Linked DNA regions of Homo sapiens: regions 1 and 3 are each linked to region 2. Evidence: chromatin contacts called from ENCODE Hi-C or POLR2A ChIA-PET data. All regions are on one chromosome and are shown on one strand. Each heading gives the region's core, a stretch centred on a gene start or an enhancer-like site at or near the end of the contact. The rest is flanking DNA. Distances are from core to core; before and after follow the strand shown. Region 1 overlaps ITGA9 (integrin subunit alpha 9). Region 2 overlaps ITGA9 (integrin subunit alpha 9). Region 3 overlaps ITGA9 (integrin subunit alpha 9).

The links. A loop is a pair of places that touch in the nucleus more often than their neighbours do. ChIA-PET counts read pairs that join two places held with the same protein, here RNA polymerase II (POLR2A). Pooled maps may share reads with other maps.
Region 1: a map with no recorded cell type shows a loop between it and region 2 (2.3-fold over the local background). The contact joins two enhancer-like sites. A Hi-C loop is called at or near these places in 5 of 168 maps with a recorded cell type or tissue (Caco-2, GM12878, HepG2 and 2 more), 20 of 37 single-sample maps with no recorded cell type and 11 of 50 pooled maps. POLR2A ChIA-PET finds 5 or more read pairs at or near these places in 2 of 52 experiments (HEK293T and Panc1).
Region 3: a map of K562 shows a loop between it and region 2 (2.0-fold over the local background). The contact joins two enhancer-like sites. A Hi-C loop is called at or near these places in 2 of 168 maps with a recorded cell type or tissue (K562 and mammary epithelial cell) and 2 of 50 pooled maps. POLR2A ChIA-PET finds 5 or more read pairs at or near these places in 1 of 52 experiments (Caco-2).

What each region holds. Positions count from the first base shown.
Region 1 is chr3:37,769,383-37,772,891 of GRCh38, forward strand. All of the region lies in intron 23 of ITGA9 (integrin subunit alpha 9), which reads left to right. The region is part of intron 3 of ITGA9-AS1 (ITGA9 antisense RNA 1); the gene reads right to left. Among named protein-coding and RNA genes, the nearest start is that of ITGA9-AS1, 91 kb to the right of the region's middle. Within about 2 kb of position 2,234, at least 11 of the 41 ENCODE cell types and tissues checked have a DNase peak (open chromatin) inside an H3K27ac peak, as active enhancers do.
Region 2 is chr3:37,555,164-37,558,640 of GRCh38, forward strand. The region is part of intron 15 of ITGA9 (integrin subunit alpha 9); the gene reads left to right. Among named protein-coding and RNA genes, the nearest start is that of ITGA9, 100 kb to the left of the region's middle. Within about 2 kb of position 1,719, at least 4 of the 41 ENCODE cell types and tissues checked have a DNase peak (open chromatin) inside an H3K27ac peak, as active enhancers do.
Region 3 is chr3:37,706,895-37,710,144 of GRCh38, forward strand. The region is part of intron 18 of ITGA9 (integrin subunit alpha 9); the gene reads left to right. Among named protein-coding and RNA genes, the nearest start is that of ITGA9-AS1, 150 kb to the right of the region's middle. Within about 2 kb of position 1,262, at least 3 of the 41 ENCODE cell types and tissues checked have a DNase peak (open chromatin) inside an H3K27ac peak, as active enhancers do.

The DNA.
Region 1 (3,509 bases), core at 984-3,483, 210 kb after region 2:
CAAATTATTTCTTTAATTTTGAGCGACGTTAATCCACATGATCTAAATCATACATTCTCACACATTCTCCTACTTCAAAGCTTTCCCTGGTTCCTATTACCTTCTGGGTAACTACCTCCACCCACGCCATGTGTAAGACTTGTCACATGCCCTCCTCTGTGTCCAGGCCCATCTCCCCTGCCTCAGTTCTGGCCACTGCTACCCAGCATTCATCCAGTGCTTGACCTGTGTTGAACTCCTTGGCTCTCTAGACTCCAGTCTCAAGTTTGCCCCTCTATGCTTTTGCACATGCTGTTCTCTTCCTGGAATTCCTTTCTCCCTCCTCCCTTTACTCCTGAGAAGTTTTCTTTATCCTTTGCGATCTACCTGCAATGCCACTTCCTCTGGGTCAGATATGAGAGGGGCTGACTTCCTGGTGGAGGGAGAAATTTGTAGACAAGATTTATAATCTCATTAGGAGCTGTGCTCTGAGGGGCTGCGAATGGATAAACAGTGAGGTGGTGGTCAGGTGGTGTTTGGGCTTCAGTATGTGGAATAGCTACTATGCAGCCTGGTGCAAGGAAGATGGAGTGGGACAGAGCATCCTGGTGGGGATTTTCGAGATGTGCTTCTCAGACATGACAGGTTACTTAACCTCTCTGGGCCTCAGTTTTCTCATCTGTAAAAAGGGGTGGAATTTAAGGAGAGCAGAAGTTAAAGCTTATCTGTCACATCCCTGATAAATGTCTCTGTGCTGCTGTTCTAGCTGGTTGAACCTCAAAAATGTCCCAGTTTAGACAATAAATTATATGGTCACCCTTCTGAGAGCAGTACCCTCCACACATGGGTGCCGTAAGGATTCAGCATATGCCGTTCTCTAACATACTAATAGCACCTAATATTGTATTATTTCCATTGATATCTGAACTCAGTATAGAGATGGGACCATAAGCGATTTCCCAGGATGATGTGCTTGGAGCATGACACTTAGAAAAAAGATCAGAGGACTTTTCTGCCTCTTCAGTGTTCAAACCCAGGCACAGGGACTGTGTTTGGCTGCTCTGTTTGGGGCCCTGTGGGAGGAAACCTGTGTCCTCTCTCTTGCTCTGAGTCAACAGACAACTCTTAGAAGTGCCTGACTGAGCCTACAACATGGAAATGCCATTTCCTCCAAGCCGTTTATCTGACCACCTCAGCCTGGAAAGTAACAGCTCTTGACTTCCCTTCTCCACCTGGGATCAGATGACGACAACATTTGAAACAAAGGGTCTGCTCTCTTTCTCAGTATCACACCTATGGAATCAGCCCTGATTCACACTTCAAACCCACTACTTCATGAAGCAAGGTCTTGCCAGATCCCCTAGAGTGAACAGGGGATTCTTTATCCTCTCACAGGCCTGGCACCGTGGTGGCTTCTGACCATGACAGCTCCTTTCACTGAGGCTGACCCAGACTCTGCCACCAAGTGATGGCCACTCCTTGGGCTCCCACAGCCAGGGTTCCTGACAGCTTCCCCAGTCACCACCATTTCATGGTTTCAGTTTGCACAATGTCCTCTTTGGGGTAAAGGGGAGGACAGATGCCAACAGAAAACCCTCAGTACCTGCCTTGGTAGAATACAGCCTTGTCACTGTGTCCTGCATCCTCCTTTCCTTGTTTGGGTGCCTGGTGAAGTCCTTTTGTTCAAATTCTAATAGCCATGGACCTCTGCCAGCTCCCAGAGGCCCTGAGAGATAAGCAGCCATGTCATGAGAAGCATTTGGACTCCGGTAGCCTGGGAAATAAATGAGGACTGACTGGGCAGAGAAGAGCAAGGGGGCGATGGCCACAGAGTCCTTAGCCAGCCAAGGAAATGACATTGTTGGTCATTGGCCGGGGATGCTTGGGTTGTCTGCAACACATGAAAAAAGCATCATGTCCCCTTGACTTTGAGCAAAGAGTGCGGTTAAAACCAAGTTGTGGGAGGATGGATAGTCAGTAATTGTTTATCTGTGTGATGAGATAAGGTAGTCCCCTGCTGTAATGAAAATGCACAGACAGTTCATGAAGTGAGGAATTAGCAACTAAGGACAACCTGAGTGACTACATGGGCCAACATCCTCATGTGTAGATGAGGAAACTGAGGCCCTGGAGACCCAAACTGGCACGGCTGTTAGCAGGCAGAGCTAGGGCTGAAGCCAGGACTATTGAGTATTCATCAAGAGCGTCTGTACCACAGAACTTCACTGGGGCCCGGACATGACCTTGGACAAGTCGCTGAACTCGGGGACCTCTGTTTCCTTATCTGTCAGCTGAGGCCACAAGGACTGCATGATCTCGCAGCTGCCTTCCAGAAACAACATTCCAGAATGCTCTGTTCCCCCCTTCCAGCCCAAGAGACTGTGCAGAATAGGCCTCTTCTCAGTCAGCAGGCACTTTTGTCTCCCATGGTCTAGGCAGGAGTCATTTTTTTTTGCTACAGTGGTGGAAATGGGTCAGGCTGGAGAATGCTGAGGTTTCCAGGCTAGTGGTTTCTTCCTCTGACCACAGTAAGAGGAAAGGAAGCTTTCCCTCCACCTCTACTCCTCTGTGACTCCTGCCCCAGCCCCATCCTCAGCTTCCACCTAAGAGGTAGTGCAGGAAAGTGGTGATAAGCAGATGTCTGCAGCTGTGTGACGTGTGTCCCAGCCCAGTTCTGTGGCCTGCTACCTGGGGAGCCTCTGGTTGTAATTGGGCCTCCTGTTGCCTCTCAGCTTGCCTCCATCTGTAAAATGGGGACAGTAGGCCAGGGGCTGTGGCTCACACCTGTAATCTCAACACTTTGGGAGGCCAAGGCAGGTGGATCTCCTGAGGTCAGGAGTTCAAGACCAGCCTGACCAATATGGTGAAACCCCATCTCTACTAAAAATCCAAAAAGCTTAGCCAGGCATGGTGGCGTGTGCCTGTAATTCCAGCTACTGGGGAGGGTGAGGCAGGAGAATTACTTGAACCCAGGAGGCAGAGGTTTCAGTGAGCCAAGATCGCACCACTGCACTACAGCCTGGGTAACAGAGCAAGACTCCATCTCAAAAAAAAAACAAAAATGTGGGGACAGTAATAGCACCTGCTTCAGGGAACTGCTGTGAGGACTGAATGTTAATGTGTGGAAAGCACCGAGAGCCTGGCGTGCAGTAAGGGCCATGCAAGTGTTAGGTGCCGTTGTCATGGCTGTCACATTGGTACCTGTTCAACACACTTAGAGGACCGCCTCCCTCCACCTTGATGACCCTTGGTAGGTACTGAGTTCCTGAGTTTTAGCTGAGGACTGAAGGTGTGACTGCAATAGGATTAGCTGGTCTGAATCAGACTTATGTAGCACCAGGCAACCTTCAATCTCCTTTTGAAAGGGGACCACCCTGAACCTTTCAGAAAAACGTTGCTTTCCCCGATTGAAGTGATTCCCATGTAACCACAGTCGGGAGCACAACTGGCCAAGATTTTCATTCACCGCAGACTCAGTCCTCATTTCCCCTTTCCAGATCCCACCAGGGGCAGATGAGGTGTCACATTGC
Region 2 (3,477 bases), core at 469-2,968:
CTCTTTATAATCTGGTCTGAGGCCCCTGTAAAGAGCCTCCAGTGACTTCTGCTTATAACGCATTGACCATCCATATTTTAAAAGAGGTTGGAAGATGTCTAAGTACCAGCTAGACATCTTATAAATCCTATCACTATAGAGTTTTGCTCTCCAGCAGAACTTTCTGTGATGAAGGAAATGTTCCGTATCAGCACTGTCCAATATGGTGGCCAGTGACCACATATGACTGTGAGCACTTAAAATGTGGCTAGTGCCAATAAGGCATTGACTTTTTACTTTTCTATACTTTTAATTAATATAAATTCAAACTGAAATAACACATGTGGCTAGTGGCTACCATGTTGGACAGTGCAGATATTGAAGTTTGATTTTTAAGAAGGAGAGGGACAGACACTGGACAGACAACTCACAGCTCCTGCCACAGTACAGCATGGAGCCTCCCAAGGCACTAGTCACACAGATCAAGCCACACAGCCAAATGGAAATACAAATAATAGATTGAGGTCACATTGACTGTTTCACGTTGTACTTAGACATGCTGATTAAAACCTGAGTTGCAAGTGTACCATGGAACATAATCTCTCCCTCTAGTGTTTTGGAACAATCACACACAAATGTTTATATCCACATACAGGCCCCATATACAATGGGGGAAACAGAACAGAAGAAGGTTGGATGGTTCACCAAGTTGAGTGGGTCCTTCAAAGGATGTCACCATCTTGGATGTGATGTTTTCTGTTTTCAGTGGCATAGAACTAGATAAAAGGTGGCAGTGCAGAGGATGGAAGTGGTATTGCTCAGTGGGAAAGGGAAGGCATTTTAGGTTTGGGACATATTACAATATTGCCTTTTAGCGTAGAAAAGCCCTCCTTCCTGATGCTCTTGCTAGTGCTGGGTGGAAAGATTCCCTTTCAACTCAACATGTGTGAAGCACATGAACTGAAGCACTCTTCCTGCTTAGCATGGCAGGGGCTGGGCCAGGCCAGGGTGGACCAGGTCTTGCTCTGATCAACCACATGGTCTCAGGCAAGTTGCTTCACCTTTACTGCTGAGCTTCAGTGTCCTCAGCTGAAATGGGGAGCAGAATACTGACTTCTTAGTAGGGGTCTGGTAAACACTGGGCCCCTTTTTCCTTCTGCTCTACCCTGCAAATCTTTTCCTCTTTCTAACTGCCTCTGCATTTGGAAGGGGTCAAGACTCGTTTCATAGTTTTTTGGGGGATTAAAAAATGATTAGAAGCAGATGGTGAGAAGAAAATAGAAAGTATGGAGCAAATAAGAAATGTGGGAAGAGAAGAGGGCAAATGGTAAGGCAGCTCTCGGAGCTGGCACGTTCTTTCTCTCTGGACCAGAGCAAGCCAGAGCCTCTCAGTCATCTTCACGGGCTGGTTGACAAGGACTCCTCACGTTAGCGTGCACACGAAGAACCTGGGACCTTGTTCAATGCAGATCCTGATACAGCAGATCTGAGGTGAATTTCTAGCAAGCTCCCTGGTGACGCTGGTGCTGCTGGTCCATAGACCACAAAGCAAGGAGCTCGAAGACATAGATACCAAAAGTTACAGGGGAAAACGGACAAAGCCACCAGCTGGCAGTTGATGCAGGTATCAGAAGCAAGTGGGCCTCGGAGGGGCCAGATGCCTCTCTCCTCACACTGACCGTGAGAGCGAGTGCTCCTCATCAACAACGTGGGGCCAGGCTTGAGTCAGCAGCACTGACTTTATGTGACCTAGTGCAGCTCGCCAGCCCACGCTGATGTGTGTTAATGGAGGGGGTGCCCCTTATAGGAGGGTGGTGTGGGCTATAATTTCTTCTGCATTCTCTGCCTATTGCTTGAAGGACAGTGTTGTCAGCAGTCAACTGACTGAGCTTGACTTTTCAGCAGTTTTTTTAAACTTCACTGCAGTGTTTTTGGACACAGCTATGTCAGAAATCTATTTCCCCTTCTCAGAGACCAGGAAGCTCTTGAGGTACAAGCTCTTATTAAGCAGAAAATTTTAAAGTGGTTTTCCTTCTCCTTTTCTTGGGTCTGCTTTCTTGGGGCAAACAGAATACGAGAAGCCAGCTTAGAAATTGCATGGGTCCTTCCTGCATTTTGTGAGAAAATGGTGGCCTCCTATATTTCTTCCCTGACAGGTTACTGTGGGCCACCAGCCTCCTTGGTGACTTCTGTTTTGCAGATGGGGAATTTGTTGATTGTAGTGAGTACGCTGTGTGCGGCAGAAAGGATTCTGTCACCTACAGAGAGCTAGGGAAGCGCCCAGGCTGAGGAAACCCACCCCTTCGAAGCAGCCATCCATAGGTAGCCTGGGGGTCTTTTCACAAGACAGCCCTAGCCCCAGTTCATGGGAGTTGGAACAATGGTGGGTCCAATGGTGGATGAATAGTTTATTCACATGCATCCCAGGAGATTTGTGTGAAGAGGGTGACAGAGAGTTGCTTCTTTTAAAAAAAATGTATTAAGGGCTATGTAAATAAAAAGAAGAAATTAAGTTGTAACAGTAACAATAATAGCTATCTTTTATTGAGCATTTACTATATGCTACATGTTTTACATGTACATGAAGTCCTTATAAAGAATACAATTACATATGTTAATATGTGATTATATACAGAAAATTGTATCAGAATTATATCTACATATATAAAAATAAAATAAAATCTCATTTTACCATTGAGGGATCTGAGATTTAGAGCATTTAATTTATTTAAGATCTCACAGCTGGTAAGCAGCCAAGTCTTGGGTTTGAATCCCATCCAGCAACCAACTAGTTCTATGACTTTGAATGCAAAAGATGATGGCTTTTCTCATTATTATTACCTAGTTAGTCTGAGAAAGAGAAAACTCCATTCTGGATGGCCCATTTCTGGGTGGATTGGTGCTAGGTTTCTCCTGGTCTTGGACGAGGTTGCACTTTTCAGCCGCTCCTGTGCACGTGTGTCCGTGCTCTGAGGTGGGAGGAAAGCTCAATGTGGGTCTGTGAGTCCAGGGCAGGCAGGAGTCCTGGGGACTGGAGGTTCTCTGCACTTCTGTTTGATCTTCCCTGCCTGTCTGTGGCCTCTGCAGTTTAAACAATGACTGTCACTTAAACCTCTTCTGAAGAGCTTGAAGTCTGGTCCATGCCTTCAGCCCACCAGCATGTGTTGAGTACCTGTTGGGTACACAGCTCTGTGTCTGGTGGAGGGGAAACAAAGATTAAAAAGACTGGGCCCTGTCCTCCAACAGCTCAGGTTATTTCATGCCTGCATTCGGGGCACTGTCTTACTTGGCCTAGTCCCACACTTGTCCCTCCCACCCCTTGCTTCTCTATTTTCAATTCACTTCTGTTTCTACACACATCAGTGATGTAGTGTCCTATGTACAGGTGTGCCTGGGACAGTCCTGGTTTATGCCTGTTGTCCCAGCATAATCATTAATAGTTCTCTATTTCACTCTCAAGTGTTCCGATTTGGATGGCACCCTATTTATTGAGTGCTC
Region 3 (3,250 bases), core at 12-2,511, 150 kb after region 2:
GGCTCAAAGAAAAGACAGTCTATGTTCTAAGTACAGATGAAGAAGTAAAAGTTTGTGTTCTGGAGGGGTGGGGCTTCAATCTAGACCTTGCCTCTTTCTGATCACTGTTCTTGACACTGGATCTAAATTAAGAAAAACATTAAATCTAAAAATGTCTAAAAAGTTAGGACATTTAACCTATACTATACAAGAAGTTATCAGCTAAGCAAATAAAATCCAGACTTTGAAAAAGGTAAATAAGGAACTGATTTACTTTAATCACAAGTTCCTTCTGCTTACAAAATGATTCATACTGAAATTTTTAAAAAATTTCTTAAGAGTTTAGTGCAATTCACATAAAAAATGTACTTCAGTAATTTGCAAATATTTACTTAAGGATTTAGTAATTTAGTAATGTTTAGTAATTTTTTCAACAAGTTCTTTTCTGTTTAAGTGGGTTCTCAGAAGTGGTTGCACCTTCAGCAGGCAAGGAAAATATTTATTTGAAGACGTTTATGAAACACCTCCCTTGTTTTTATTATGTTTGTGTTCTTCTTATATTTCTTTTTATTTGCAGTACCCTCAAGTACTTTGAAGGTTTGGGGACAGTAAATAAAATTGATGGCCATTTTTTGTCATGCATCTTCTGAATTGGTATGTTTTTCTGTGTTCAGAATGTCATTCCTCAGCCCCCAGGGGACATAAGTACAAAGTGAAATGAGGCGATGTCAGGATCACCTGTGCACATTCTGCTTCTCTCCAGGCCCTGGCTTCTCTTCTTTCCGGTAGATGAACTTGAGCACATGATCTCACCACTTGGAGCCTAGTAAAATCCATGCTACTGTTCTGCAATTGTTCTTTTATTCTTTCTCTCTACTAATGTTTTCACCTATGGATGTCAGTTCTACTTCTCCTTGGGGCTTTAACTAAAAAGGAAGAATTGTCTGTGGCTTCTTAGAAAGTGGTGTGTGGACAGGCAAGGGCTGCCCTGCCCTTGGCTGGCAGCACAGGCTCTGCAAAGGGGGTGGGTGAGTGACCACATCATCATGGCTACCCCTTCCCGAGTGCTTCCTGTGGGCTAGGCAGGGCCCAGGTAGCTCAAAGGTGTTCCCATTTGTTCTTCACAGCAGCTCTGAATTCATTAGCATAACAAACCACCCCCAAATCTAGTGGGCTTAATACAGCAATCATTTCTATTTGCTCATAACTCTAGGGGTTAGCTAGGCAGTTTTTCAGTTCTGGGCCAGGCTCGGCTGTTCTTGGCCAACCTTACTCATGTGTCTGTGGTTAGCTGCAGGTCAGCTGGAACCCAAATGTTGTCTGGAACAAGGGGAGTGATTTAGCTAGTGGCTCTCATCCCCAGCAGGCTGGCCCAGGCTCCTGTAGGGTTCCAAAAGAGTGAGTAGAAGTTCCAAGGCTTTTTGAAATCTAGGCCTGGAACAGACAGCATCATTTCTGCTGCATTCTGTTGGTGAGAGCAAGTCATGATTTCAGCTCAAATTCAAGGTGGGGGAATAAAATCTACCTCGTGATGGGAGTAGCTGCGAAGTCAAAACTGCAAGGGATGTAGTTAAAGGGAGGGTTGGAGAGTGGGCGTTTTTGCAAACTATCTACCCCAACCTCTGAGCGGTAGGTATAATTATCCCAGTGGTTCTCAACCAAGGGTAATTTTGTCTCCTAAGACACAGTTCACAACTTTTGGAGAAATTTTTGGTTTCCACAACTAGTTCAGCGCTATTAGCATCTAGTGGGTATGCCAGGGATGCTGCTAAATACCCCACAATGCACAGGACAGCTCCCCATACAACAAAGAATTATCCAGCCCCAATGCCAACAGCATTGAGGCTGAGAAACCCTGGATTATCCCTTTTTACACATGAGATGAGGGTCTTACAGGTCTTCTAAGTGGTGGAGCCTAGGTTTAATCCCATTTCCGTACTCTTCAGCACTCACTGTGCTAGTATCCCTCTCAGGCGTATGAATACGTCAAGCCACTTCAGCATGATGGCGTTTAAGTTTTAGCTTGTCTACAAAGCAGCACAATACAGTGGTTAAGAGTAGGGTTTTGTCACCAGACTTTCTGGCTTAAATCTGCTCCCATCCCAGCACCACTTAATATGTGTTGTACCTTGGGCAAGTTCAATGATGTCTCTGCCTTGGCCTTAGTTTTCTTCTTCTTTTTTTTAATGCTGCCTCAATTACAGAACAGATGCCTAAGTTTTCTTATCTGTGAGACTGAGCTAAGAATAATGTTGACCTTATAAATTTGTTGCAAAGATTAAATTAGACATTCATGTAAAGCACTTAGGACCATACCTGAGACATAGTAGCCTTTAGTTATTTTTGTCTAATTCTTCTTTCCCTGATACAGTGCCCACCATAAATCCCCAGTCATGGTGCTGACCTGGCATGTGAAGCTGGCTGGGAGGAAAGAGATTTTTCTCTCCCAGCAAAGTAGTAAACAGGCTCTCTCAAGCATTCATCCATCTGGGGAGCTTGGCACACAGGACAGATCCTTTCTCTTAAGTGTCCCAAGGCCAACCCTGAACCTTGGAAGCCTTCATTTACCATCAGTTTTTCTTTCAAAACTTCTGCAAGGGCATAAAAATGGGGGACTAAATAGGGACCAAATAAGTGAGTCCATGCTTTGGAAATGATGACCTGAGAGTGTGAGGAAGGGGAGAGCCAGGAGCTGAGTGGCAGCATTGCGGGAGGGCTCTTCCTCCCTTGGTTGGCAGATGGGCGGGTGTGACTGAGGCTCACCATGGGTGGACTGAGCAGACGCCTGCCCTCACACACAACCCCATGCTTTCAGAAGAAGGCGTCAGACCTCCTTGTATGGGAACATCATCACCTTCACGCTTTGTCTTTAATTTGAGAAGCTTATGTGGAAGGAAACAGCACATTCTTGTGAGAAGATAGGTTTTGGAAAGTCCGGAGTAGACAGCATGAATCCAGGGTTTCTAAAGTATACCCTCTCCATGCTTGCTACTCAGGAAGCAGAGGCAGGAGAATCGCTTGAACCCAAGAGGCGGAAGTTGCAGTGAGCCAAGATAGCGCCACTGCACTCCAGCCTGGGTGACAAGCGCGAAACTCTGTGAAACTTTCATTCTGACAGTAGGAAGAGGAAAAGACTCTGGCTGACTCCTTGTGATAGAGCAAACCAAGTTGAGTGTTGTATTTACTTTTCTGGATTTATTTTCACAAATATTCAGCTCAGAATGTGCCAGGGAGGGGAGGAACACAGGAGCTGTATTGGCCACAGCCATGT